3 separate regions of the Homo sapiens genome follow, and all the other regions are linked to region 1. A link is an interaction called in ENCODE POLR2A ChIA-PET data of the cell type or tissue named here. Cell type or tissue: CD4-positive, alpha-beta T cell. All regions are shown on one strand. Each heading gives the region's core, and the rest is flanking DNA. Links, peaks and the distances in the headings are about the cores only. Region 1 overlaps DUSP16 (dual specificity phosphatase 16). Region 2 overlaps BORCS5 (BLOC-1 related complex subunit 5). Region 3 holds the start of LOC105369663 (a long non-coding RNA gene).

The links. Peaks named below come from ENCODE experiments on the same cell type or tissue, not always from the same donor. Only the 100,000 strongest peaks of a DNase experiment are listed, where the experiment ranks them.
Region 2: POLR2A ChIA-PET joins it to region 1 with 6 read pairs; 7 of 35 experiments call an interaction of 5 or more read pairs at or near these places.
Region 3: POLR2A ChIA-PET joins it to region 1 with 8 read pairs; 5 of 35 experiments call an interaction of 5 or more read pairs at or near these places.

The regions. Positions count from the first base shown.
Region 1 is chr12:12,524,085-12,532,656 of GRCh38, reverse strand. All of the region lies in intron 1 of DUSP16 (dual specificity phosphatase 16), which reads left to right. Among named protein-coding and RNA genes, the nearest start is that of DUSP16, 34 kb to the left of the region's middle. In CD4-positive, alpha-beta T cell, for the core only: no CTCF peak of the experiment used is centred there; a DNase peak (open chromatin) is centred at 4,576; H3K27ac peaks cover 2,253 bases.
Region 2 is chr12:12,437,848-12,446,419 of GRCh38, reverse strand. The region is part of intron 3 of BORCS5 (BLOC-1 related complex subunit 5); the gene reads right to left. Among named protein-coding and RNA genes, the nearest start is that of BORCS5, 85 kb to the right of the region's middle. RefSeq lists enhancers at 173-342, 6,471-6,765, 6,045-7,244. In CD4-positive, alpha-beta T cell, for the core only: no CTCF peak of the experiment used is centred there; DNase peaks (open chromatin) are centred at 3,699 and 4,449; H3K27ac peaks cover 2,500 bases.
Region 3 is chr12:12,721,380-12,725,683 of GRCh38, reverse strand. It overlaps LOC105369663 (a long non-coding RNA gene), which reads left to right and starts at 561. Exons shown (of 2, transcript XR_931366.4): 1 at 561-2,461; 2 at 2,647-2,780. It overlaps CDKN1B (cyclin dependent kinase inhibitor 1B), which reads right to left. Exons shown (of 3, transcript NM_004064.5): 3 at 3,315-4,304. RefSeq lists silencers at 187-436, 777-856, 1,117-1,386, 1,597-1,726, 1,797-1,926. In CD4-positive, alpha-beta T cell, for the core only: no CTCF peak of the experiment used is centred there; DNase peaks (open chromatin) are centred at 23, 173, 523 and 1,503; H3K4me3 peaks cover 2,500 bases; H3K27ac peaks cover 2,402 bases.

The sequences.
Region 1 (8,572 bases), core at 3,084-5,583:
TTAACCTTTGCCCACCCAAACTTTTATAATGGTCCTGAGAAGAAGGAGTACAGTAGGACCTGGTAATAGTTCCTGGGTCTGAATGTATGTCATGACCTTATATTAATATTTTTCATAATTTCCAAGGTTATGGAAAAGAGTATGACAATTACGTTTAATTACCTAAGTAAAACTATTACTATGTTTTATACATATCCATCGTATGTGTTTGTATGCCTGTGGGTGTTTGAGGTTCTATTTTACCTAGCTGTTCTGAGACTTGACTTTATTCTCAATATATCATGACCATCCTTGGCTGTCAATAAGTATATTTTTACACCATCGTTTTTAAATGTTGCATACCATGTTGCAGGATTTATCATAATTTATAAGTTACTTAAGCCAGTCTGTCCCTTTCTTATACATGTAGGCCTTTTCCAGTATTTTTTCATGTGTATTTTAACTGAAAGATAAAGCACTTTCTTGTAAGTCACTTTGTTTTGTTTTTTTTTTGAGACGGAGTCTCGCTCTGTCGCCCAGGCCGGACTGCGGACTGCAGTGGCGCAATCTCGGCTCACTGCAAGCTCCGCTTCCCGGGTTCACGCCATTCTCCTGCCTCAGCCTCCCGAGTAGCTGGGACCACAGGCGCCCGCCACCGCGCCCGGCTAATTTTCTGTATTTTTAGTAGAGACGGGGTTTCACCTTGTTAGCCAGGATGGTCTCGATCTCCTGACCTCATGATCCACCCGCCTCGGCCTCCCAAAGTGCTGGGATTACAGGCGTGAGCCACCGCGCCCGGCCTTGTTTTAAGATGAGTCTCACGCTGTCATCCAGGTTGGAGTGCAGTGGTGTGATCTCGGCTCACTGCAGTGTCCACCTCCCAAGTTCAAGCGATTCTCCTGCCTCAGCCTCCCGAGTAGCCGGGATTACAGGCCCATGCCACCACATCTGGTGAATTTTTGTATTTTTAGTAGAGACGGGGTTTCGCCCTGTTGGCCAGACTGGTCTTGAACTCCTGACCTCAAGTGATCCACCCACCTCGGCCTCCCAAAAGTAGTTTAAAGGAGATTCTTGAAACTACCTCCTTGTTGTGTAGACTTTTTTCATGCATATGTCTTGCTTAACATGTATTTGATATTTTACTACGTTCCATATTGTAAAACTAAGATTCTCTTAGTAGATACAACACACTTTTGGCATTGGAAAAATTCTGGGAAAAAGTGCTGGGATTACAGGCATGAGTCACCATGCCCAGCCATAAGTCACTTTGAATTTATTCTGTGAGCCATTTTGAAATTATCTTCAGGAGAATGTAGTTCAGCATTCTAATTTTATTTATTTTAGTACTAAGAGATTTAAAATAGATTAAATTATGGAATATTACTATTGTGAGCTTGAGCTTGAGTGCAGGTGGGTGAGAAGTTTGGTGTCGGTGTTGCATTCCATTGCTTGCTCCTAGAGCCTTCCAGTCCTGTTTGGAAAAATTAAATTATAACCCCTCTCCCCTTAGACTGTGTTCCAAATTGTTCAGATGTTTACTCTGGTCTTAATACCTTTAGTCAATTAGTTCTTTGTCAACAAAGTATACTATATCTTTCATGTATTGGAATTTTGTTGTTCTGGGGCTGGTGTGGACTAAAGGAGGGGGTGCATATATTAATAGATAAAGATTATAAACTTATTTTAGTGTTATCAACCCCTTCAATATAGTAATCTAACTTGTAAAGGCCTTGTGTTAAGTATTTGATCCTTCTGACAAGGAGAGAACCTTGAAAGCATTTAAAAAATTTTTAATGTAAAGATCCTTTAAACTACCTCCTTGTATAGACTTTTTTCACACATATATCTTGCTTAATGTGTCTTTGATATTTTACTACATTCCATGTTGTAAAACTAAGATTCTCTTAGTAGATACAACACACTTGTGGGGTTGGAAAAAATGTATAATATTAACATTAATAGTAATCTTTCTTGTTACAGGATTTCTTTTCATTTCTTTGCCAAGAAATGCACTGTATAGGAACCACAGTTTCTCTCTTTGTAGTTTTAAGGAAGAAATTGTACTAAATTTTCTTATATATATGTTTTTTCACACTGAAGCTAAAAGTTCAATTGCCTGCCTCAAAAGCATGGACAACAAAAGCAAAAATAGACAAATGGGATTATGTCAAGCTAAAAAGCTTCTGCACTGCAAGGGAAACAGTCAACAGAGTGAAGAGACAACCTACAGAATGGGAGAAAATATTTGTAAACTATACATCTGATAAATAGTTAATACCTCAAAAACATCAGGAACTCCAACAACTCAATGGCAAGAAAGCAAGTAACTTGGTTGAAAAATGGGTGAAAGACCTGACATTTTTCAAAGAAAACATGCAAATGGCCAACAGGTCTATGAAAAAATGCTCAGCATCACTCATCATCAGAGAAATGCAAATTAAAACCACAGTAAGATAGTATCCCACTCCTGGTAGTATGGCTGTTTTCAAAAGACAGAAGATCAGTGTTGGTAAGGATGTGGAGAAAGGAAAACCCTTATACACTGTTAGTGGAAATATGAACTATTTATAGCCATTATGGAAAACACTATGGAGGTTCCTCAAAAAAAATTAAAAATAGAACCACCATATAATCCAGCAATCCCATTACTGAGTAAAGAAAATGAGATGTTTGCATACCCATGTTTATTGCAGTGCTATTTACAATAGCCAAGATAAGGAATCAACCTAAGCGTCTATCAAAATATGAATGAATAAAGAAAACGTGGTATATATGTACACAATGAAATTCTATTCAGCCTTAAAAAATAAGGAAATCCTGTCATTTTCTACAACATGGATGAACCTGGAGGACATTGTGTTAAGTGAAATAAACAAGACACAGGAAGACAAATACTGTGTAATTTCACTCATATATGGGAGCTGAAAAAGTTGATCTCATGGAAGTAGAGAGTAGAATGGTTACCAAAGGCTGGGATGTTTAATGGGGAGGGGAAGCCTGGGGAGATGTTGGTGAAAGTAAATAATTATTTAGGAGAAATACGTTCAAGGATCTATTGTACAGCATGGTGACCACAGTTAACGAGGATATATAGTATTCCTGAAAAATTCAAGGAGTGGATGTTAAGTGTTCTCATCACAACAATGATGGCTATGTGTGGTAATGCACTTGTTAGTAGAATTAACCATTCCACAGTGTATATCTACTTCAGAATATCGTGTTGTACATGATAAATACATACAGTTTTATCCATTAATTTAAAAAGTTTGGCCGGGCACAGTGGCTCACGCCTGTAATCCCAGCACTTTTGGAGGCCAATGTATGAGAATTGTTTGAGCCCAGGAGTTTGAGACCAGACTAAGCAACACAGTGAGACCCCGTCTCTACAAGAAATAAAAATTAGCCAGGTGTGGTGGCACATGCCTGTGGTCCCAGTTACTTGGGAGACTGAAGTGGGAGGATCACTTGAGCCCAGGAGTTGAAGGTTGCAGTAAACTGAGATCATAGCACTGCATTCCAGCCTTGGGTGACAGAGCAAGACCCTGTCTCAAAAAACAACAAAAACAAAAGTTCAGTTTCCTGGAAATGCATCATTTCCAATAGATATAACCATAGTTCTGAACAAAGCATGAACACCTGCCACATCTTTTATTGGTATTTGCCCAATTCAGCATTATCTTGGCTAGTATATTCATTGGCCCCAGAAAGCTACAATCTTCCAGGTATCCACATAGCTCAGTCTCTTACCACTCTCCTCTCTCATGTTCTCAAGGTAAGGCCTTCTGTGACTACTCTGTTTACAATTTAACAGCCACCCCCGCACACCCTTTGCTCTTGCTCTATTTTTTCTCCCTAGTTCTTATCGGCGTCTATCATAGGAAATGTTTTGTTTTTGTTGTTGATCGTGTCCCCCATCACTAAATTAGAAGCTCCAGAAAGGCAGTAATTTTTGCCTTGTTAATTTATAACCAGGCAGTACATTAATAACTTATAAATTATAATGAATACTTTTTTCATTTATTGCTACATTTTCACAGTGCCTGGCACATATTAGGTGCCAAATAAGTACTTGTTAGTTGACTGAATTAGTTACAGTAGGCCTGATGAATTATAGTGATTTGGCAGATGTTCAAGAAAACCAGGATGCACGAATTAATCCCCATCTGACCTCTGTTTGGCTTGTTCTAAATCTTTCTTCTCCTGCCTCCAGCCTACCTTTACTGAAAATACCCTTCTAAAACATTTTCTCCTCAATTCTCAGATTAAGCCAATCCCTGGCCGTATTTCCTCTTGCCCAGTAACTTCATCCAGGGATCCTTCCATTTCTACCCTCCCAAGACCACCTCCATACACCGGCCCCTCTCCCAGTAGGTAGGGTCCTGAGTTTTCAGGCAGCGTGTCTGGAGGAAGCATTAAGTGTAGAGGGGTAGGTGAAGGAGCCTGTGGGCCAGGAGGAGTGTGTCTAGGATACATACATGGGTGGCAGAGGGAAAGAGGAAGGTTGGGAGGGGGAAGGAGGAGGAGAGCTCAGGTGGGTCAGGGAAGGGGAAGCGGGTGAAACAGGTGATCATAAACAGGAAGCAGTACTAAGAAAAAGACAAGAGCTCTGATTGAGCCAATACCAGGAGGGGAGTGCTCCTTGCCCTGAACAGAAACTTTGGTGAAGGCTTCTCACAGATTTGGCCTCTGCCTGGGCTGGCCTGTGCCTAAAAGCGCAGGCATTATAGGTAGTCTTTGAAGGCTGACTGCTATTCCAGCCTTTATCTGTGGGTCCTTGAGATGTATGTAAACAACCTGAACCTCTGATTGGAGGGGCGGCTTTCAACAGTGTGGTATGTCAGTGCGAGGCAACTGGGTTCTACGGTGCGGATAACTGCTGTCTCCAGGTCTAGTATCATCTAAATAGTTTTGCTTCAAGCAGTCTCATTATTGCCATCACTTGTCAGAATATGTGTCCTCAATTTTTGGGTAAGGAAATATGATCAGACATTAATAGGCAGCTAAAAAGCACATTAAGTTTGTAGTTTTACTTTGTTTTATACTTTTATAAATAAAAGTACATATTATAAAGTATATATTATACTTTTAAGTTCTGGGGTACATGTGCAGAACATGCAGGTTTGTTTCATAGGTATACACATGCCATGGTGGTTTGCCGCACCAAGTTCTTAGCTTTCTTGATTTTGGTGAGGGTGGTTTTTTGTGTTTGTTTTTATTTTTTTAATTGAATATATTTGCCAAATACCAGAGCTCAGAATTTCTATCAAGTTTATCTTAACCCACAGCTTATGAGATAAAGTTGCTTTAATCTGTGTAGCATTGAGGCAGTCAAAGTCTAAGGAGTTCTTGTTTGCTTGCAGATATGATAGTCTCCTTTTTTCCCTTTTGATTGGTTTTTTTCCTGTTATTGAAAGCCTGTGTTTAGGGCTCTATTGAAAGGCATTTCGGTATATCTTGTTGCCTGTTTCTTCAGTTTTGTTGGAGGGAAAAAATTTAAGTCAGGCTTGTAGTTTAATAAAAGTAAACTTCTCACCTGATTATATCCTTTCCATAAACTGAGAATTTGAACTTGAGCTCTAGCCCAACCAAATAAAACTAAATCCCTCTCCTCACTCAACAGGCCTGTTAAGCACCCCATAGCTATGGGATCCTTTTCCTTTCCCTGATAATTTCTCTTTGTAAAAGAAAATGTTTAAAATGGAGTTGTGCCTCTCTGAGTGGGACCCCCCGCTTCCTCCTGGAGCCCCATCCCCTGCTGTGGGCCTTGATGCAGGCCTTGGGAGTGGGTGTTTTAGGGCAGCAGTAGCAGTAGCAGATGAAACTATTGCTGCCAGCAGAAAATAACCCATGGGTAGAAAGAAAAAAATTGTGTGTGTGAGCGATTATCACTTTTTTTCTGAGTGGGATATAGTCAGTGTCAGTATGACTGACCTAGAACCCAGGATCATGTTTGGGAAGTTGAAGAGAAAAATCATCTGGGAAGCAGAAGAAGATCCTTAATATAATCACGTAAAAATAATCTTAAAAAAAGGATTCTCTGGCTAGGCACAAATTTTGAAGTGTACAAGTAATAAAAATCGAAACAAAACATTTTCCTTTTAAGTAATTAATGGCAAATACTGGTTTTATACAGACTTTATGTTGTTCTCTTAGTTGAAACAGGCCCTACCTGTTCACTTTAACATAAAAATAGACTTACAGTTCTTAAACATAACTTATTCAGTAGCATACTTCATTGATACACCGTATTTGTGCAGAGTTGGATATAGAGTGAATTTCAAGAAATAAAACTCCAGTGATTTCTGTTATAGTCATAAATACATTTCCATAAGTAACCAAATGGAATCTAAATAAAAATAAATTACATATAAAAACAGACAAAATTGTATATTAAAGGGGGAAAGTTGTTATACAACTTGTGTTAAATATTATAAAATATAAAACATAAATCATTTGCTGAAAGGTAAAAATATACCAGAAATGGTATTTCTTTAGGAGATTTGCTGATTTTCTTCCATGATCTGTAGTCATTTTGTTATACTAAGATGTTGACTCAGTTTATCTTTATTCCTAGATAGTCTTTTAAAACCTTTATTTTGAACTTGGGATACTTTGCAGTTTTTTGTGTAGTAGCCCTGATTAAGGTTACCAGTCTTCAGTTTGATAAATACTGCCTTGCTGACTTTAGGTTATCCTTTAAAAGATAATTTCCATAACTTCATGAATGTTCACCATCACATTTTAACTTTCTTTTAAGCCAGAGTAGTTATAGAGGGTACTCTCTAACTAGTATGTCATAAAACAGGCCAGCTGTGGTGACCCCCAGCATTTAATTTGCTAACCTTTTGAGCACACTATTATGAGTTACTTGTCAGCTTCTTAGGTACTCTAGTATGTAATTCTAGGGGGGAAAATTGTGTGTGTGTGTGTGTGTGTGTGTGTGTGTATACATATATTTTTAATTTTTTGTAGAGATAGGGTCTCACTGTGTTGCTCAGGCTGGTCTTGAACTCTTGGACTCAAGTGATCCTCCTGCCTTGGCCTTCCAAAGTGCTTGGATTACAGTCATGAGCTACTATGCCCAGCTGGAGTTATCTTTTAAGTTTAAGAATTTCGCCGGATGCAGTGGCTCACACCTGTAATCCCAGCACTTTGGGAGGCCAAGGCAGGTGGATTACCTGAGGTCGGGAGTTCGAGACCAGCCTGACATGGAGAAACCCCATCTCTACTAGAAATACAAAATTAGCCGGGTGTGGTGGCGCATGCCTGTAATCCCAGCTACTGGAGAGGCTGAGGCAGGAGAATCGCTTGAACCTGGGAGGTGGAGGTTGCGGTGAGCCGAGATGCGCCATTGCACTCCAGCCTGGGCAATAAGAGTGAAACTCTGTCTCAAAAAAAAAAAAGAATTTCTACATGTTTTATTTAGATTTCCAGACATGCATATATGCAAGGCCCATGGAAATATAGATTGATTCATTTTCTAATTAAATGTTGAAAAAAATGAGATTCAAGTACTGTAAGTGAAAGAAAAAGCAAGATGCAAGACAGTGTCTATACTTTGTAACCATTTGAACAAAGAGAAGGAAAAGTGTGTATATTTGTGCTTCATTCTATATTAATTTAAAAAAATCTTTGGAATAAATTAGATGAGACTACTAAAAGTTGTTACCAGTTAGAGGGCAGGGTTGGGACCCAGGCAGATGGAGGATAATGGTAGAAGAAGGATTATGAATATATTTAGTTTTTTTTTATTTAAATGTATTTGCTGAAGTTTCAATATCGTGGCAATTTTAAACACCTTTATTGATGTATAAGTGACACAATAAACTGTACACGTTCATACTATGTATACATTTTTAGACTTTTTTTGAACCATATGAATATATTACCTATTTAAAAATCTAAAGAAAGTATTTCAACTTTAGCAGCTGGCTAAATAAATAGATAAATAGCAAAGCTGGTCTGCTCTGGATTTTGTTCTATGGACTTGAGCCTTTGTGGTTCATTGTAAAAATTTTTATTCCCCTTGACTTATAGAAATTCTGGGTAAGATTAGCTTGGTGATGTTGCAAGCAAAATATTCTCTTGTCATCTTTCAAATCTTACCTAATGCAAAGGATTTTGAAAACAAAACAGTAACTACAGAGAAATTTTTAAAATTAGACTCATAGCCAGTGATGGAGATTTAACCAAAATTCTCTAACTGTAAATGAAAGAGATTAAGGCCATTGTTACTTTACCCTCCATGATCCCTTGGCAGGGCTCTGCCTCTCACCTCACCCATTTAGCACTACAGAGAATTAGACCTTGGGCATGAAGTCCTACCAGGAGGACTCCAGCTGGCCTCAGTACAGCACTGAAAGAATGGAACTTCACCCTCACTTCACTTTTACCCCTATGCTTCACTTACATCCTCAGCTTAGAGTCACTTTGACCAGAGCCTTTCTTGGTCAGGGAAAGGGTCTTTTTATATCTGTAACTAAGCTCTGATTCTCTGGGCAAGAATGACATTCTCTGCTCTGTAGAACTGTTTGTTGTAACCTGTCTTTGGGTTTATGAGAATTGGCTGAGGGGAAGCAAAGATGAGAACTTT
Region 2 (8,572 bases), core at 2,947-5,446, 86 kb after region 1:
TTCAGATCTAGACAGAGTTATAAAGAAGAGTCTCCTGGCTAGCTCTGTACTGACCAGCAGGTCTTTATATTAAAAGTTCCTTTCTGGGAAGGCCTTCTGTGTCACCCCATGTAAAATTTCTACCCTACTGACATTTTATATCCCCTTACTTTTTTTTTTTATTCTTGTATTTACCATCTTACATGCCATCTATCTTATTTTTTTACCGTGTTTATTGTCTGTGTCCACAATGGAATGTAAGGTCTCTGAAGGAGGGATTCTTGTCTGTTTTGTAGTGATATTTCCTCGACACCTACAACAGGGCCTGACACAGAGCTGACTAGTTCATAAATGAAGCAGACATGTAAAGGCATGTGCGTAAAAAGTTCTCAGAGGCATATTCCTATCCTGGTGAGTCAAAAAGCTGCAGGCAGGGAGATGGAACTCTTATGAGATTCACATACTGTGAGAAAACAAAACAAAACAAAACAAAACAGAAGCTAGGTATGGTGGCTCATGCCTGTAATCCTGGCATTTGGGAGGCCATTGTGGGAGGACTGCTTGAGGCCAGGAGTTCAAGGTCAGTCTGGGAAACCTAGCGAGACCCTGTCTCTACAAAAAAAAAAAAAAAAAATTAAAGTCAGCTGGGCATAGTGTCACGCACCTGTAATCCTAGCTACTGGGGAGGCTGGGGCAGGAGGATCACTTGAGCCTAGGAGTTTGAGGCTGGAGTGAGCTATGATTGTGCCACTGCACTCTGGCCTAAGTGACAGAACAAGACACTCTCTGTAAAAAAATTAAATTAAAAAATAAAAGAGCAAGTACCAGGCCCTACTCCAGACCCACTGGCTCAGAATCTCTGAAGATGGAGCCTACCCATCAGTTTAAAAAAAAAAAAAAAAAAAAAAAAAGGTATTTCAAATTGAAAAAAAAAAAAAAAAAAAGCAATGCATGTTCAAGATAGAAATCTTGTAAAATACAGAAAAACAGAAGCAGGCTAAAACAAAATACCACTGATAATCTCATCTCTAAAGGGCAACCACAATTAAGTCACTGTCATGTTACCTTCTGTCTAATCATTTATTAAGAATATTTAACATAGGCAGGCACGATGACTCGCACCTGTAATCCCAGCACTTTGGGGAGGTGGGTAGGAGGATTGCTTGAGGCCAGGAGTTCAAGACCAGCCTGGGCAATATGGCAAGACACTGTCTCTACAAAAAAATTTAAAAATTAGCCAGGTAGGTGGCACACCTGTAGTCCTGGTTACTTGAGAGGCTGAAGTGGGAGGATCACTTGAGCCCAGGAGTTTGAGGCTACCGGAAGCTATGATTGTGGTATTGCACTCCAGCCTGGGCAACAGAAGGAGACCAGGGAGACCCTGTCTCTAAAACAAGATTGTTCGGCCGTGGGCTGCATGCAGTCCAGGACAGCTTTGAGTGTGGCCTAATATAAATTTGTAAGCTTTCTTAAAATATTATGAGTTTTTTTTGTTGTTGTTGTTTTTAAGCTCATTAGCTATCCTCAGCATTAATATGTTTATGTGTGGCCCAAGACAATTCTTCCAATGTGGCTGGGAAGCCAAAATATTGGACAACCCTGCTCTAAAATAAACAAACAGAATATTTAACACAGTTGAAATCATATTGAATATAAACTATTATAGCTTGATTTTTTTTTAACTTATTGTTAGATCTGTTCCTAATGTCACTTGGTTTTCATTGGCAGGAGGACTTAAACCAAGCAAAATTTACCATGGAACCTTGCATCAGGCCTTCTGAATCTCAAAGCTGGGCTGCAGATGCATTTTAGGAATCTAAGTTCGAAGATGACACAGATGTTCAAAATTTAGTGTACCCCTGGGCACACAATAGACTGTATTTCCCAGCCTCTTTGGAGTTAGCTGTGGCCATGTAATTGAGTTCTAGCCGAAGTCATAGGCAACACTCATAGGTTTGGCCCGTAAGAACCTCCTAACTGTGCTAGTCCACTCTTTTTTCCCTTTTGCCACTGGACACTATCAGCAAGGTGGTCTTTGGGGACGGCAGAGCCACAAGATAGAAGGAAACTGAGTCCCTGAACTCAATGGAGGAGAGTCACCTGCTAACCAGAAACACCCACCTTGAACAAGAGCAACAAATAAACTTCTGTTGCATTTGATCCATTACACATCTTTGAGTCTACTTACAGCTGTAGCCTAGCTTACTCTACCTAATGCAACCCTCATAACCTTTATTTTCTCTGATAGAATGAGAAAACTTATCAGTCCCTAGGATGAGATAATTGAAGAATATAAAGTTGTTCATTAAACAAGTATTTATTCAACATCTACTACATGCCAGGCATTGTTCTAGGCACTGCAGCAATGTTCAATTTGCTAAAATTCTTGTTTCTCTTCATTGGAAGTGATACAGGACAGGGAATATCTTTTCCCAGCCCTGGTTTCATTTCCATAACCCAGGAGCCCTCAATACTGGCTAGTTGGCTTAGAGACTACAGGTGCTCTGGGGTTCCTCACAAGAGAGGAGGCTGCATGGGACCTCTGACACTGCCCGCTCTGGTGGACTGGAAATGAGCAGGGGAGGGAGAAGAACAGGGGCTCTAGAACCTGGCACTGGGAAAGCTGGCAGAGCCAGCTGTCTGAGGGCATGTCTAGGGCAGGCAAACTGGGGGGAAATGGGGCTGCTGTTCACACATGCTCATATGTCATTGTCCAAAAGCGGAATGGAGTTAAATCTCAGAGCAGTCAAATAACCGGGCTCTGCTCATGCCTTGCCAAAAAACACAAGCCTACATTTCCAACAGGCAAGTAATAAACTAGATTCGGCCCTCTTCCAGGATTTCTGGCTTTTGGCAGGACAGTGCTGGTGCAAAGGAAGTGTGGGGCCAGGCCCAAGGAAGCCCTGTGCAGCATACCTTACAGTCCGCCGAACCAGAAGCAGCCCACTCCCCCACCTGGATTTCCTGCCACCCAGGGGACCAGTTGTATTTCTTACAGAAAAGAAAGGTTGCCCAAAGGACAAGAAGGGGGGAAACTATAATTACACTGTAAGGTTTCAACCTGGAATTGATGCCAGAGTAACTTGTGACATTCTATGGGAACATAAAATTTTCTTGAAATGTCTTGCCTCAGGATTTCAGCAAAAAGAAGCCGACATCTCAATGTTCTTGTCAAAATTTGCAGCTTTGCAATAGGTACTCCCAACTCATTTTATAATTTCAGGTCAAGAAAGAAGCAACTGAAGCCAAAATATATTTAAAAGCGGCCACAGGACTCTAACAATGTTGTCATTTAAAGGAGATTCGGTTCACAGTGTCAGGGCGATAGCAACAGTTTCACCTGGCCAACAGCTCACGCTAACCAGGCTTTTAACCAAAGGAGCTCAAAGTGAATGCTAATGCCAGTTCAGACAGTGATGCTCTGTGCAACACTCGGAACTACTCATTTAATCTGGATCAGTCTCTCTCCCTGGGAGGACACACAGTACAGGAAGTCAGGTCAAATACTTGGAAAATGACTCCAGCTGGGTCTTAAACATTACGGTACCGATGACAGAAAGAAATCCCTGCCCAGCCCTGTGTGCAGGCCCATGAATGGCAACTCTCGTGCATTCCTTCAAACACCAGTTGAGGACCTACCATGTAAAAAAAGGAATAACCAAAAATGAAATGAAGGACTCCAAAGAGGCAGAACATAAGTAGTATGGTGCAGTGGAAAAGATGACTCACCTTCTAATACCATCTTAGTCATTATCTAATGGAAAGATACCCAGCAAATCCCATATACACTCGAAGATCCTTGGTTTCTTTATTTGCACAATGAAAGGGCTAAATTAGAGAAACCTTAGGGCCTCTTCATAATCCTGTGTAATCATATGGCTTTCCAAGGATTGCAAGTTTTTCTTACCAGTTCATCTGAACCCCCTCCATGCTTCATACTGGTTTATGTCAATACACTATGCTTATCAACACATCTAAGAATTAAAACAGGAGTTACTAGAATCATATCATGAATGTACTCTCAAGGCCTTCAAGCAAGCACACAGGAACTGTAACAAAATAAAGCTTGTGGCTTTATCTTAGTTACAAAGGCGTTCTAATCTATGACACATTTACCCACTGACAGCAACTAGAATGAGGCAGAAATAAGACCCAGGGCAGTGACAAGAGAAGCTCCAAAAGTCTGTGCTGCAACTTGTTCTAATCTATGAACACATTTACCCACTGACAGCAACTAGAATGAGGCAGAAGTAAGACCCAGGGAAGTGACAAGAGAAGCTCCAAAAGTCTGTGCTGCATCTTCCTGGGGCTGCGTATTTGCCACCAGCCTCATCCCTCGCCCCCAGGGAAACCACACCTGGGGAGGAAGCACACTCCTTTCTGGTTGGCTTTTCAGTTACCCCACATTTCAATGATAGATGTAACCTAAAACTAAGTGTCTGTCAACTTGAATCCTTAACTAGAAATGAGGCAATATACAGGAAATCCCCCAAATCAGAGGCAGCCATGTATCCACAGCCTAGAAGCCAAGGACTAATGGTTTGCCACCATCCAGCTTCACATTTCTCAAGACCCATGTTCCCCAGGCACGAGTATGCTATCCACAAAGCAGAATAAACAGTTAAATTCACTACAGAAATTCCAAAAACTACATATTCATGGCATGAAAGAAATCCTGCAGGGTTTGAAGGAAACCACAGTGGGCTTAAAAAAAAAAAAATTTTTTTTTTGCCTTGCCTCTATTTAGTGCTTATACTTGGGTTGTTAAGAGCAGAACTTAAAATGGGGCAATATTTAGACAGCTGCTGGTATCAAGTAATTTCAAATGGGCCAATTCATGGCAATTAGGATAGGCCTTTCTCCTTAGTCATCATTTATATTTAAAGCAATAACAAAGAGCTAACACTACAGTGTCTACTACATGGCAGGCGTGGTCCCTAGAACTGTACCAAGAATAACTCATTGAACCCTCACGAAAACCTGAGGTGGATGTCATTCTGTTCTCACTGAACAGAAAAGGAAACTGAGGCTCAGAAGAATTAAGGGACTTGCCTGAGGTCACACAGGTAGTCAGAGATGGAGCCAGGATTGAACCTTGGCAGTGTGGCTCTGGAGTTTACGCTCAGAACCATTCTGCCAAATTGTCTGCAAATACAAAGAGCAAATACAAGTTGCCCTGCCTCAGCTGAGCCCTCAATGCCTAATGGCACTCATTACTGTACCCAGTCACCATGACCACTCAACAAATGACCTCCCTCTTCTCCACAGAGGATACAAGCTGCTGGGTGTGACCGATCTGTGCCAGGGACCCTCCTGTCATAAACTTGCCTGCGTCCTCCCTGTTCTCTCAGAACAGATGTCCCACAAGGCTCCAACTCTTGCCTCCTCAGGGATCTTGCTCTAAGAATCCCCCTTTCTCCTTCATCTTTGATCTTGTCTCATCTGCCTCTTCCCCCTCATCCTGTAAACATGTTCAAGTGCACCACCTGCATAACAAAAAATCCCCTTTGATCTTCATCCACTTTTAACTTAATTTTGGCCACTACCTCACTGTGTGACCTGGGCGAAGTGCTTACTTTCTGTAAAAGCCTTTAATTTCTGCATCTGAATAATGAGAGCACTGGACCAGAGGGTCTCTAAGGTCCTTCCAATTCCAACATTCTGTGGTTCTTAATGCAGAGATTTCTCTGAGCAAGCTCACTGAAACTCAGGCCAGTTTCTTCAGTGTCCCTGAAGCCCCAAAGTTAATTTTCTTCTAAGACTGTCAAGCTGTTCCCCTGCAGCAATGCCCCCCTCTTCCTCTCATTTCCCAAATCCTGGTTTTTTTTTTTTTTTCAAAGACCTAGCTTAAACCCCGTCTGCTCCAGGATATCCCAATCTTTAACTCTTACAGAACTTTAGTTATAAATAACAAATGAGCATTCCCCTTCAACAGTGCCTTTTTCATATTTCTGTTCTGTATATCTTCATTCCCTCAGCGAGGCTAAACTCTCAAAGAGCAAGGACCATGTTACATGTCTCTGGAACCCCCAAAGGACCTCCCCACTAGGTGGGTCTGCAATAGCTGCTCAACAGTGCTGGCTGAGGGGTCAGCCTATCGCCATTAAAGAAACTAGTAGTTAAGGTATGTCACTAGACTCCCTGATTGCAAAGTAAATTACCTCCGTTCTTCTCCCTCACATACACAAATCTATAAACATAAGCTTTTCATTCAAGAGCATCATCCAAATTTAACATAAGGAAAGCTGAGCTAACTCTCTGATTTTCCTTTATCTGAATCAGAAATAGTTATAGCCATGTTTCCCTTTGATCCAGACTTAAGTGATCACAGGTACTGTAATCTTAGGGACCTCTAGTTGATCCCGGTTATATACTTCCACTAACACATATTCTCCATGGTTATTAAGTTCCCTCACTTGTCAACACATAGCATTATGTTACTTCCTCATCTTTCCAACCAAATTTCCAGGAAACATCTGGAATAATATCAGAGAGTTGGTGTTTGATCAAAATGACATCCTCTGCTTTACTCATTTGGAAGTGACTAATTTCAACCCTTAGGTCTGAGGTGAACATAGACGGACGGATATGATTCAGGAGTTTGCTAACACTCACCAACAGAGATAAGACGGACACATTACGCCACCAATGAAAGCCCCAAAACTGCACTCACCTCCTCTGCCCGAGCACGCTGCTGAGGTATTGCTCAGTACTGTGAGTGCTGGTCTCTGTTTTGCAATAATCCTGGGTAATTACTGACTATTCAAAGTGAATCCCAAAGTTCTTCAAACAGAATTTTAAACTGTTTATTTTATTTTTTGAGACAGGGTCTTGCTCTGTAGCCCAGACTGGAGTGGAGATCTCGGCTCACCGCAACCTCTGCCTCCTGAGCTCAAACCATCTTCTCACCTCCCAAGTAGCTGGGACTACAGGCACGCACCACCATGCCTGTTTGTTTTTTTTCTTGGTCTTTTTTGTAGAGATGGGGTTTCACCATGTTGCCCAGGCTGGTCTTGAACTCCTGGGCTCAAACAATCCACCTGCCTTGGCCTCCGAAAGTGCTGGGATTACAGGCATGAGCCATGTCGCCCGCCAAAGTCAGTTTATTTTTAAATGAATGCTCCAAAACACTGGTTCTCCCCTGGTTACATACTAGAATCACCTAGAGCACCTTCATAAATACCAATACCCAACATCCCACCGCCCTAACCCTATCACCCTTCAAAGATTTTGATCTAATCGGTTCGGAGTGAGACCCAGACATCAGAATTTTCTTAACAGCACCTCAGCTATGCTGAATGAATTAAGGTATCATTGTTAAATATTTTAGGTATAACAGCATTATAACTACATCTTTCAAAACGACTCAGTCATTCATTCGTGGAATTACTGGTAAAATTCAAAATAAGGCCTCCATTTAATTGCTAGTATTGTACCAAGCTAATTTCCTGGTTTTGATCATTGTACGAAGGTTATGTAAAGTGTTAACTTTAGGGGAAGCTGCATGGGGCAGGGTATATAGGTACTCTCAAATTATTTCTGTGACTTTCCTCCAAGTCTAAAATTAATTCAAATTTAAAAGTTATTTTTTAAAAGAATCCTTCACTTTTAAAGATATATACTTAAATATTTATGAATGAAATAATGTCTGGGGATTTACTATAAAATATACAGTTGAGGGTGGCAGGGAGTGGGGATATGGATAAAACAGGAGTATTTGCAAGCTGATGATTGTAGTGGCTGGTAATGAGTACATTAAGGTTCACTGTGTTACTCCGCCTTCTTTTACCCTGTCTTCTTCAGTATATGTGTAAAATTTCCCATCATATATATTGGAGGAAAAAACTTCCGAGTAATTTTAACATGTAACCAGGGCTGACAAACACTGCTCTGAAGTCTTGAAAATGTGCTATAATGAGAAGCTCTGTCTGGTACTTCCAGCTACAAAACACTTTCCCCAGCTCTCTGATATAGAGCTAGTCAGTTAATCTCTCCGTACCACACTTTACTAAACTGCAAAACAACAGATATGGATTAGAGGTTTTTGTTGTTGTTTTTCGTTTTTTTTTTTTTTTTTTTTGAGATGAAATCTGGCTCTGTCGCCCTGGTTGGAGTGCAGTGACATGATCTGGGCTCACTGTAACCTCCACCTCCCAGGTTCAAGCGATTCTTGTGCCTCAGCCTCCCGAGGAGCTGGGACTACAGGCATGCACCATCACACCTGGCTAATTTTTGTATTTTTAGTAGAGATGGAGTTTCACCATGTTGGCCAGGCTGGTCTTGAACTTAAAGGACTTTTTAAAAAGAATAAGCATCAAAAAGCCAATTTATTATAATTCTAAGATCTCCTCTCTGAGAGTTAATGTCATAGTTAATTAACTTCTAGCACAACTGTAAAAAATGGTAGAGTCTGGCTAGGGGCAGTGGCTCACACCTGTAATCCCAGTGCTTTGGGAGGCAGAGGCGGGAGGATCGCTTGAGCTGAGGAGTTTGAAAACATCCTAGGCAACATAGCCAGGCGTGATGGCATACACCTGTAGTCCTAAGCTACTCAGGAAGCTGAGGTTGGAGAATCGCTTCTGCCCAGCAGTTA
Region 3 (4,304 bases), core at 1-2,500, 200 kb before region 1:
GCGCGAGGCGGGGAGGGGCCCCGGGCGGGCGCGGGGGCTGGGGCCGCGGGAGATTCGGCAAACGCGGCGGGCGCCCGGTTCGGGGCTTTTTTTTTTTTTTTTCTCTTCCCAAAACCGACTAGAGCGCGAGACTCCGCCTGAAGCTGCAGCTTCTCGGATCCACCTTAAATCTTCAGCGGACTCAGCGTCGGGGTCAGTGGGCGCAGCCAATGCCAATCAAGTTTACAACCAGCAGCACGGGAGGGAAAAAAAAAATCATCTGCAAGTTCTCCCTACACACAAATACGCGCGCGCACACACGCACACACGTACGCACACACACACAGAAAGAAGGAGGGGGTGGGGGCGGGCGCTCGGGAGAGGGCGAGAATGTTTGTGAAATGCGCGTCCGAGGCTCCGGGGCCGCGGCCGGAGCGCGGGGCAGGCGCGCGGGGAGCGCAGCCCGGCGCGAGCGCCATGATGGTCGCCGCGGTTCGGGGCCCGTTTTCTGGAGGGGGAGCCGCAATGATGCAATCCCCCGGCCGCGCGCCCTGCTCCCTGCCTTTTCTCAACGTTCCTTTAGAGGCGCGTCGAGGTTTCGCGCCCAACGCCTTGATTTCTTTTTGTACTGCTCGCTCCGATGCCTGCTGCTCAGTGTCCCCACGCGTGACAGGCCGGGCGCGCGGGCGGCCGCAGAGGGGCTGGGCCTTACGTGTCAACTCGGCACTTTCGGTTCTGCGGGGTCGGCCTGAGGCGGACCCCACCCCATCCCACCCCAGTCCCCAGGCCAGCCCGGATCCGGGAGGTGGCCGCTGAGGTTTTCCAGCGGGACTGTGGGCCCCTTCCCCACCCCCAGCTGGGCCCGCAGGATTTTTTACCTCCCTTTTGGCTGAGAGGGGGTGGGTGGGCGTAGGGTGTGGCCCAGGTGAAAGACACAGCAAGTTTTAAAAAGAAATTCATACTCTGAACACCAGACAGGAGATCCTAGAGGAGATTTAGAATCACTTTTTCTGTGCAAAGAGCTTGAGAGAAGAGCAAGTGTGGGCGCTGTGATGATGAAGATGAAATGGCGAAGGCAGCGTCCCCCGGCCTCCGGGAAAGTCGCTCCCTGAGGCCGGGGCGGTGGGCGCACCCCGGCCTGAGAGGCCTCTCGCCCCGCTCCTCGCCTGTGAAGCCCACGCTCCCGGAGTCCCCCAAACACGCCCCCAAACCCACATTTCCCCAGTTCTTCCCCGTCCCAGGCCCCCGCGCCGGGCGGCCGGGGTTGCGATGGGGGCACGTTGCCGAGCGGGGGTGAGGGCAGAGGGGACCCACGCGGGCGGCCGTGGTGCGGGGCCCGGGCTGCGCGCCGCCGTGGCCCTCCCCAGGCGCCGGCGAGCCGGGCGGGCTTTCGAAATGCGCGGGGCTGCGGATCATTGGAGCCCAGGGTAGGGGTGGGAGCGGGCTGCAGCGCCGGAGGGTCGGCGAACTCGGGAAGGCTCTCCCCTTAGCTCCGATATCCCCACGGCCGGGGAGGCGGCCGGTTACTCAGGTGGAGAGTCCGTTTGCGGAGAGGAGTGGGAGCTTTCGCTGCTTTCTCAGCGCAGAGGAGAGGAGGAGGGAGGAAAGTTTCTGAGAAACCGCCCAGCCCGGCTGCGCGGCGGAGGCGCGGCCGCCCGGGCGCGGGAACTGCGCGCGACGACGGCGACAGTGCGGGGGGCTGCACGTTACAGATGAGGGAGCAACACTTGATGGCCTTCTCGTCCCGAGGCACCAGCCAGCCCGACCCCGCAACTGCCGCGGCGGGCGGGCGCGGAACTGCGGGGCAGTTTGGGGAGACGACGGCGCAGTGGCTTGGGTAGTGGGGCAAGGGGTGGCGGGCGACGGCGGCCGCAACCCCGCAAAGGGACGTTCACGGCGAAGGACGAGCTGAACTGCGGGTCATTTTGGGAGGCTTGACACAGGCGGGTAAAGGACGAAGGACACGGTGACTCGGGGCTGCGTTCCTGTGGACGTGCCTGGCGCGGCGAGCATCCACTTCTCCCTGGCCCGCATAACTAAAACGCAATCTCTCAAAATTCTGTTTAAAGAGACCTCTTTAGGAAAGGAGACTGGGGTGCCTGCAGCAATCCAGGCGATATTTTTTATTCTGTTAGAGACACTTTCTGAATTATCTTTTTTTACTCAGAGGAACTTTAATTTCATTATTTTCTGACCCTCCTCTCCTTCCTATTTCGAATTGTTTTTCTTGCTCCTTCAGTCTGTTTTCGAAAAACACTCTTGGATGCGAGTTTCAAACAAAATCACAAAACACCTCTAGTCTTTCATTAAAATAATACCTACTTGAAAGATGTAGCCCAGCCACTAAAGGACCTATTTTTCCCTTCCAGGAAGCCGAAGAGTCCAACCTGCTCAAAAAAAAAAAAAAAAAAAAAAAATCTTCGGGTCAAAAACTGTTCAAACTACTCTTTGAGAGCTCCTTTTGGGGTACGATAAAGGAAATGTAGGTATTTGAGCGAAAAAATTTAACCCAAATTTAGATTTTTACGATTTACCCACTTACTAGAATAAGTCCTATAAGAATTTACTATTACACCTTAAACACATTTTTTCTTGAGAATGTGGAATTACAGGAATCATTTTAGTAATCTGACTTTAAAATGTCTTGTCTTATACTTTTTTCCTTAGGTAAAAACTGTATATCTGCTGTATGGCTATGGAGACTCAAAATCCTCAGATTTGGTTACTTACATTAGCCAGTTTTTGGTTGTGTAGATTATAACAAGGAAATACCCCGTTTCTAAATATAGAAATTGAAAGAATTTTTGTATGACCAGTTAAATTTCAAAAATAGCTACGTAGAGTGCACACCAATTTCTTAAGGGCCCATATGTTTGAATATTTTAAACAAGATTTATACATTAGATGGTCCAAACAATTGCTTTAATTCCTCACACTTCTCATGTGTAAATACAGAATTTAGAGAAGTCACCATGTTACTTTCATTTTCAATCCTGCAAATGTGTCAGTGTACACTTATGTAAGGATTCTTTGGTTTTGACACATTCATATCCTAGAAGACATAAATATTTTTACTAATGCAGACTTTTGACAACCTTATTCATATGAAAATGTAGCTTTTCCATTTTCACCTTCTAAAGTTTTGTCCTCCCACACAGAGCTAAGTGGAAAACAGTAACTGCTAACTACATTCGGACTACATAAAACATCATCTGAGTTGTGGGCCTGAATTACCTAGGTATTTGCCACTTCACATTTACATTTGTGTAAATATGACTAGAATGCCAGGTCAAATACCTTGTTTGGTAAAGCACATTACAATTTGACTCAATGAATAGCTATGGAAGTTTTCTTTATTGATTACTTAATGTGTAACAATAATTGGCATCTTTTTCACACATTACAAAAAATTATACTTGGCTCAGTATGCAACCTTTTAAGCATAGCCATATTATTTAACAAAAGAGGGGAAAACCTATTCTACCCAACACAGCATTTACAAATGCACAAAACATGCCACTTTGGCTTGTATATTGTCTAGATTAAAAAAAATCTTTTAACATAAATAAGTTAGTATAATTTTTCAGTGTTTTTACAGAGTTATGTACACAGGTACACTTCAAATGGTTTTTCCATACACAGGCAATGAAATACTGTTTAAAGATGTAGTATCCATTTCACTTATCCTACAAGTGTGCTTTTCTCTACATGAACCTTCCTTGAAAAATAACACTTTCCTGTGGATAAATGGACAGAGTAAGCTTTAAATTAAAAAATATTTCATTTTTTAATGTGAAGTTACTTACAGATCTTTAAAAATATCGAGGGATTTAGAATTATTTTGACTGTGTTTACACAGCCCGAAGTGAAAAGAAAATGAGAAAATTTTGTCAACAAATTTAATAAAAGCAGATGGTCAATTCTTAACATTCAAAACTCCCAAGCACCTCGGATTTTTGCCCCAAACTACCTGGAGTGATCACCATTCTGCTGAGTAATTAACTGGTAAATTCCAACTTTAAGAGAGACTGGGGAGGGCAGTGAGGATAGGTTTCTGTTGCTTTTTTAAAAAAGCCACATGCAGCTATCTAACAAACTTTAGATAGCTTGGGAGATCACCAGATCTCCCAAATGAGAATAAACTTCTTGTAAAAATAAATAGCAATTATCTTTAGCCAGTGTTCAAATTTTTGTGATTTTTTTAAATGAAGTATCAGCTGTCTCTGAAAGGGACATTACATCTTTAAAGAAAACAATTCAAACCCTTCCCCAAAATTGCTTCTCTTCATGCAAGTCAAATATTTATCTACTTGCTGTAAATCAAA